Regions from separate parts of the Mus musculus genome. Here all the other regions are linked to region 1. Evidence: chromatin loops called from intact Hi-C (ENCODE). Cell type or tissue: heart. All regions are shown on one strand.

Region 1 (2,500 bases):
TTTTTCTCCTAGCATATCCTGATGCACATAATATCCCTGAGTAAAAGAGGAGAAATGGAAAAGATTAATTTTCAAATAAAGCTTTCAAAAGTGCTCCACCAAAATTTTATGGAATGCTTACAGTGAAGTAAGTATTTACCAAGAAAGTTCTCTCTTCTGAAGTAACCAAGATAAGGACAGAGTCTTTACCTAAATTTTACATAGTAGTAGTCATTTTGCAAAACTCACCAAACAGCAATTACTCAAGTAGAAGGGCTGCAGACAAGATCATCTCTCTACTCCTTGCCCTCTCCCACTCTTCCATACCAATGCAAAGTCTCACTTTCTTCTCATTTTAGTTCTCCCTGGCATCCATTCAGTCTATTCAAACAGTGTCTTCACTGACTTCTCTCTCCAAAGACTCCCAACCCAAAACTAAATCCAGTGCTTTTTTTTTTTTTTAAATAAGACAACAATTACGTTTCTTACAAGGCTTAATTATCTGGGGAGAAGACTTTGTCTTAACTTCATATCCCAAGTTTTACCATAATGCTTAACCTTCAAGAAAGACTCAAAGCTTTCTTTTAGCCAGGCAGGTGAAGACCACCTAGAATCCCAGCACTCAGGAGGGTAAATAAGAAGATGCTGCAAGTTCAAGGTCAACCTCATACATACAGCGTTTCCCTTATACAAACAGCAGAAATCCACAACCCCGGTTAGAAAATCAGCATTCCTTTAACTCAGGAAAATTAAATTACATTCTGTCACCTAAACTCCGCAGGAATTTGTCATGACCTCTTTTTTGGCACTGCCCTTTAACGCAAATGACAGATAAGACTATATTCCAAGGACTTCGGCGGTGGCTCAACACCTGATGGCTCTAGAGGCCTTCGGGCTCCTCTGTGTACACACACTGGGTGGTTCACGCTCCCCCTACGTTTACCTTGGCTGGGTTAGTCAAAACCTCCTTCATGTACTCGGCCACAGTGATGGGACCTGTAGACTTTATTTTGTACATAAGATGCCGCAGCATCGGTGTCACCTGGTTGCTTTCTGCCGGCTCATTCCCGGAGCTGTAGCATTTCCCTCTCCAAATACAGGGAAGGCCTGAAAAGCACGATTAAGCACCGCCCGCATTAGATATCTCCATTTCATTTACACGCGCAGCAAGCAGCCTAAAGCTTGTAAGGATGCCTCGTTCATCACTAACTTCGCCCCAACGTCAGGACCCGATGGAGGCAAGGCATGCACCGAACCCATGACTACAAGCCCCTCCACACAGCTAAGCCTCTCTGTGGACCAGCTTCCTGCTCCAGCCCCAGGTGAGCAACGGAGGGACCAAGGAGCCGCGCCATACGGTTTCCATGGAAACAGGATCCTGCAAGGGGACTCTCACCCGCGCGGGCCACGCAGCGTCTCACCAAAGCATTCATTCCTACACCCCGAGGCCAGGCTCCGCCCCGGAGGCGGGGTTTAAACGGTATTTCCTGAATCGCCCTCGCAATAGGAAGTGCGTCACCGTAAAGCGGAAGTAAGCTCCGGGCTGCACTCGCGTGTCCAGCCCGCCATGTCGGCCGACCAGGAACCTGTGGCGTTCCTTGCCAAGCAGCCCTGGCGTCCCAAACAGGTGACAGAAGATCCGGATGAGGAAGACGAGGAGGATGGCGATGAGGGCAAGAATGGCTTCTCCCTGGAGGAGGTGTTACGCCTCGGAGGCACAAAGGTAAGGGCCGCAGGCTCTGGGGAAGGGGATGCTCACGGCTGCCGGGAAGGTGGGACCCGCAGCCCAGCCTCCGACCTGCTCTGAGAGCTTCCCACGCATTTACTGTTACCGCGCTTCAGTGGGAAAAAAAACAGTTCGGCTTGCATGTTTTCTCCTGGGTTTATGCCTCGTTAAAATGTAGGCGATCGGATTCTAACCACGTGGGCAAATGTTTTGAACACGACCGTATGTGTAATCTACATCTGCTAGGTTAAAAGGTTGGATTGAAGTCGCTAAAAGAACCTGCCAGTTTACATTAGCCTTTTATGAAAGTGCCTCTTCCTCCCTACACTACCTCATAAAGTACTTTCTATTATTGGAAGGAGTGTTGTATGTTTGTTGGTACACTCGTGTGGAAGTCAGAGGACAACTTTGGAATCGATTCTCTCTTTTATGTGACTTCCGAGGATCGGACCTAAATCACCAGGCTCCTTGGCATAGACTTGACCCACTGAGCCATCCCCTGCCCACTCAGATAAACCTTTAACCTTGCTCACCTGATGCATTACGAGTGCCTAGATCATTGCGATTTTCACTGGATTTTGTGACTGTCAGCTTGAGAATCTTTTCATATCTTGAAGAAGGTTCTTCAAAAGCCTTTTCCCTATTGTGTACCTATCTTTGGCACATTTTCCTGTTGGATATCTGTGAGTTTGCCAGATAATAGTGTAATAATTCATATGTGATGGTTTTTAAAAATGAAGTTCTTACTGAATTTCTGGGTTTGTAATACGGCCTTTTTTTTTTTTTTTTAATGTG
Region 2 (2,500 bases), 100 kb after region 1:
TTCCAAAAAGTACTATGAGCCAACTGTAAGCCATTCTAATCAAAGTCACCAGACCACCAGAGACAAATACTCTTGTTTTATCCTTTTTTTTTTTTTTTCTCTCTCCCTGAGATCAGGTCACCCGCCACCTCAGGCTGGCATGGAACTCACCATGTAGTCCACGCTAGCCTTGAACCTGTGATTCTCCAGTTATGAGACAAACCCTCATATAATCGTGTAGTATTCTCCAAGATGACCTGCTCCTAGTCAATTTTGTTGAGCAGTTTGTGTAATAGTTTTTAATAGGATATATTAGAGTGACTTTGTTTTTGGCTTTTCTGGAGGCAGGGTTTCTCTATGTAGTCTCAGCTATCCTGGAGCTCACTTTGTAGATCAGGCTGACCTTGAACTCATAGAGATCCACCTGCCTCTGCCTCTTGAGTGCCACCTGCGCCTGGCTTAGGGTGACTTTTTGGTCACACTATACAGTGCACTCTACAGTTGGTAGTATGAATGAATTGAGTGAAGTCAGTGGTCATATATGAGAACACTCAAGAAGCTCTGTAGAGATGGCCACGTGGGAGGATCCGAGGCACAAATGAGTGAGCCAACTAAGTGCGCCTCTTAGAAGATTAGTCAAGCCCGAGATGAATCAGACTGACCTGCAGTCTCCTAGTACTCACCTAGCTTAGGAGCAGCCCAGTAGATAAGAAGTATTAGTTCCACTTTCCAGCAGGGAAAACTGAGGCTCAATGTGGCTAAATAATTGGTTCACAACCACAAAGAATACAAGTCTTGGTGATCTTGTTCCTGAAACGGAACGAGGTTGTAATTGCTGAGATGGGTGTTGAATCCAGGGCCTCATACAAGCAAGGAATGTGCTTTATAACTGAGCTAAATCTCTAATTCAAACTAGATTATTTTTAAGGGAAGCATTTAACTCCACAGACATGGTGGCCCTCTGGTGTGATTTCAGCACCCAGCAGTTCGAGGACAGTATGATCTACCTGTGTAAAAATACACACACACACACTTACAAAAGTACAAGGGATTACATGTTACTTTTAAAGCTCTGCCTTTTATAGTTATTCCATCTTTTACATATAATTTTCACATAAAATCACACTGAAACTTCACAGCTGGGGGCACTGTAGATTCATTAAATGATACGGTTTGAGGAAGTTAATTACCAATAGTGAGGACATTATGTTAGGAAGTGGAATAAGGGGGCTGGAGAGATGGCTCAGAGGTTAAAAGAACTGTCTGCTCTTCTAGAGGTCCTGAGTTCAATTACATGGTGGCTTTATAACTATTTATAATGAAATCTGGTGCCCTCTTTGGGCCTGTAGGCATACATGCAGGCAGAACGCTATATAATAAATAAATCTTAAAAAAAAAAAAAAGGAAGGAAGAAGGAAAGAAAGAAAAAGAGAGAGAGAGAAAAGAATAAGGAATTGGGTCTTAAAATGTGAAGGTTCCCCTCCTATGAGGACAACATACACTAGCATTATCCACTTCCTTCAAATATAAGAATAAACTCCACAAGTCGATAGATAACCCAGGTAGGGATGCTGGTGGCCTGACCCCTCACTTAAGAGTCACAACAGCGAAGTGGTCAGGATTCTGGGTCTGAGGGGGTAAATCACGCAGCATCTGTTGATGGTTGGAGGTGGTGTGTGTCAAAGAGCCAGAGCAAGTTTAGGTGAAGCGCTTTGCCTGTTCCGAAATAATGGAGCAACCACTTTCTCAACAGGACGATTATAGGTGCTGCTAGCGTATTTCAGTATTGAGCACCGAGTTTGAAGCAGAGCTACAGAACACACAGAGCTGGGCTAACTCTCCTGTGGGTGCCTCGGGCATCGCAGGCTCTTTCTTCCCTCCCGCTCTCCTCCCTCCTGCACCCTCCCACCAAAACGACCACTTACGGATGGGGCGTAGCTGACGCTGTGATAGGCAGTCACAGCCAACTTGCACCGACCTCTGTCATTCTCCTGAGCGCCCGCACACCCTGAAGCCGGAGCTTTACTGCCCGGAACCAGCTCCGCGGAGGTCGCGCTGCGCATGCGCCGTGCAATTGGCGCAGGACCCACAAACATCCCACTCGTCCCCGACAGCCGATTCGCTTCGAAACTTGGGGTGGGCGGGGCTAAGAGGACGTGGGGGCGGGCCGGTCCGCAGGACCTGTGTCTCGCGCATGCGTCGTCTCCCGGCTTCCTGAGGGCCGGAGTTTGGGAGGCGGGGCATCCGGGTCCCTCGGCAGAGCGGAGCTTGGCTGCTCGGCTCGGACTAGACCAGGAGGTGAGGCGGTCTCGCGCGCTGTCAGAGCCTGCAGGCTGTGACATCCCTGGGTCCCAGGACATTTTCCGAGGGCTGAGGAGGGAATTCGAGTTTTGAGGCCGGGGATCCTCAGCCTCGGGGTTGACAGCTCGAGGACTCCTACGACGGGAGGCTGACATCCCAGGGCGGCCCGGGGACCCCGGTTTGCGTTTCCAGCAGACTCTCAGTTGTCGGGGTCTTCGGA
Region 3 (2,500 bases), 83 kb before region 1:
CCATTTTGATCATATTCACAACCCATACCCTACTCAATTGAGCCCCTTCTGAACTGGGCCCTTTCCTTTGACACCTTTTTTGTTTAGTTAGGGTTGCCTGCATTAGTGTGAGTGGTGTCTGGGTAAGACTTTAAGAACAAAGATGTAATCAGATTTAGATTTTAGTGGATGTTGGCAGTTTCCGATTCCAGAGAAATGTCCGAAATGTCCTCCCACCCCTTAACGCTCCCTGTAGAAAAAGATTATACACAGTTTTGTTTTAAAAGCCTCACTCCCTAGGAGACGAGGCTGCAGCTAGTAGTATGGTCAGTGCTTTAGCTCTTCAGTGACCTTGTGAGTGGGTTCGGTCTCCCATTTCTATCCCTGGGGGGGCAGGGAGAGGTCTCACTTATTTCAAATCCAGGACTATCCATTAATATTACAGATTCTGTACCCAGATTAATTCTCCCCTATGTTCTCAAAAGCTGCCCCCCACCCCGCTTTCTGCATCCAGACGAGTGGCCTTTATGACAATATATTTTACTTTGAAGATATAAAACGTCGACGTGGAAGAACTATCTAGTTTTTGTGTCAGTGACTGTACCGCGCAGATGTTTCTCTTTCATCAACTATTTATAATTTAACACACAGGGCTTCTTCTCTCTGAGGTTCCATGACTGTCGACCGCTCTTTTGGTAGAGAGGGCAACGCACCAGTGTTAAGGTGCACAAGAGGAAACACAGGCACGTGCAAGCGGCGTCTCCAAGTTTTGCTGTGGCGCCGGTGAAGGACTGTGTCTGTGTAGCTCTGGGTGTTGGGTGACAGCTGCCCCCGGGAACGCCGAAAGGGACAACTTTGGAAAGGAGGGTCCTCCACTCTGGACGCTGCGTTCAGGTGGTCACCTCTTGTCACCGACTGCCAGCGCCCGCCTAGGGGGACAGCAAAGTGAGAGGTTCGAGTACAGCGCGTCCTTCCAGTCGCGCTCAAGCCCGCGCTCCGAGCGCCCGGTGGGGACCTCTGCGGGTTTGCAGAGCCTCCGCGCGCCCCCTCGGAGCCAGACCCACCAACCGCGCGCGGCGGGGAACTACAGCTCCCGGCAGGCCCCGCGCGGGCCGCGCGCCCCCGCCCGCGCGCCCCGGCCCCCCGCCCTCCGGCCTCGAGACGGGACGGGAGGGAGGGCAGGAGGAAGGGGCGCGGGCGGGCGGGTTCGTGCGAGGCGCGTGAAGCCTCGCTGGCTCCTGCTCCGGGACGCGGACGCTGGCGCGCGCCGACTTTCTCCAGAACAGCCGAGCCCGCCTCTGTAAGTAGTCGCTGGAGGGAGCGCGGAGCAGACACCGAAAAAAGTTCGCGCCGCCGCCGCCGCTGCCGCTTTGTTCTCCCGACCCGTCGGGCTGAGGTGGCGCGGCCCCTCCCCCACCGCATGCGGCGGCCGCGGCGACGGCGGCGGGACTCGGACCCGCGCGGGGCTGGGCGGCGGCCGCGGCTGGGCGGGAAGTCGGGGCGGTGCTCCGCGGGCGGCCGGGGGCGCCGGCGCGGCCAAGTTCCGCGGTCCGCGCCGAGGCCAAGTTGGAGTCGCGCGGCTGCTGCTGGTGACCCACCGCGCCCTGGCCCTCGGGGACCCGCTTTCTCCCGAGCCCCGCCAACTAATCCTGCCGCCGGCGGCACGGTGCAGTGAGCCTTCCCGGTTCTTTGCTGCACTTTTCCTGGTCCTGGGGCTGGAAGGGGCGAGTATCCGGGGTTTGGAGGATAGTGACCCCAGTTTCCTGACTGCCTTTAGGCTTGCCTGTTGCAGCCTCGCTCCAAGTCGTTCTCATTCCCTGGGGGAGCTTCGCCCTGAGTTGAAACATCCGCGAGTGTGGAGCAATAAAATAGTAATAATAATAATAATAATAATGAGCACACACGACATTACTTGATTGCGTGTCGGGTATTTTAGTTCACATCGTCGAAATCAGAAGTATAGGCCGTGCTGTCAGCAAGCACGAATATAAATCAGGCTACAGGCGACCTGCAGACTTTTCCGTACACAGATTGATGGCATGGATGTAACTGTCCCTTCAACCACGCCCGTCCCCACAGGAAATATGACTATCGGTGTCATCTTTGATTAAAGAGGATAAGTTTCAACATGAAGTACTACTTTGTAGGACAGGGCCTTTAAAACCTGTAGGCACAAATGAAGCAACAGTTTGAGATACTTTCATCCATGTCCTAGAAAAACGTTATTACACTAAAAAGTTACTTTTACTCTGTACCTGATGTTGCAGTTTTAGCAGTTTTGATTTTGTTCAGCTGGAGTTTAAACTTTTAATGCCAGGCGGGTAGACAAGCCTACGGATTTGCTTCAAGAAAGCATCCCTGAAGTTGCCAGACTCAGTTCTGAGTAACATTTGCTCTAGAAGAACATTTCCTCTCCCAGTTATAATCTGGGGTGGGATAAAACAGCAGTTTAGCCAGAAAGTTGTTTCAAGTTTTTGCAAATATATTATTTTTAAAACGTCTCACGGGAACCGTTACAATA

Evidence for each region. Peaks named below come from ENCODE experiments on the same cell type or tissue, not always from the same donor. Only the 100,000 strongest peaks of a DNase experiment are listed, where the experiment ranks them.
Region 2: a loop joins it to region 1, with 2.3 times the contacts of the local background. A loop is called at or near these places in 11 of 42 quality-filtered maps.
Region 3: it touches region 1 in a loop (4-fold over the local background); 4 of 42 quality-filtered maps call a loop at or near these places.

Annotation. Positions count from the first base shown.
Region 1 is chr17:78,936,077-78,938,576 of GRCm38, reverse strand. Cebpz (CCAAT/enhancer binding protein zeta) reads left to right here and starts at 1,507. Exons shown (of 16, transcript NM_001024806.2): 1 at 1,507-1,702. The coding sequence starts at 1,547. Ndufaf7 (NADH:ubiquinone oxidoreductase complex assembly factor 7) reads right to left here and starts at 1,442. Exons shown (of 10, transcript NM_028611.3): 1 at 1,376-1,442; 2 at 923-1,086; 3 at 1-36. The coding sequence starts at 1,412. In heart, no CTCF peak of the experiment used is centred here; a DNase peak (open chromatin) is centred at 1,446; H3K4me3 peaks cover 1,984 bases; H3K27ac peaks cover 1,453 bases.
Region 2 is chr17:78,835,083-78,837,582 of GRCm38, reverse strand. Heatr5b (HEAT repeat containing 5B) reads left to right here and starts at 2,202. Exons shown (of 36, transcript NM_001081179.1): 1 at 2,202-2,277. Gpatch11 (G patch domain containing 11) reads right to left here and starts at 2,067. Exons shown (of 10, transcript NM_181649.6): 1 at 1,905-2,067; 2 at 663-789. In heart, a CTCF peak has its summit at 1,317 (motif pointing left); a DNase peak (open chromatin) is centred at 2,142; H3K4me3 peaks cover 1,411 bases; H3K27ac peaks cover 1,073 bases.
Region 3 is chr17:79,019,464-79,021,963 of GRCm38, reverse strand. It overlaps Prkd3 (protein kinase D3), which reads left to right and starts at 1,148. Exons shown (of 19, transcript NM_001171004.1): 1 at 1,148-1,279. In heart, no CTCF peak of the experiment used is centred here; DNase peaks (open chromatin) are centred at 1,333 and 1,513; H3K4me3 peaks cover 2,170 bases; H3K27ac peaks cover 2,010 bases.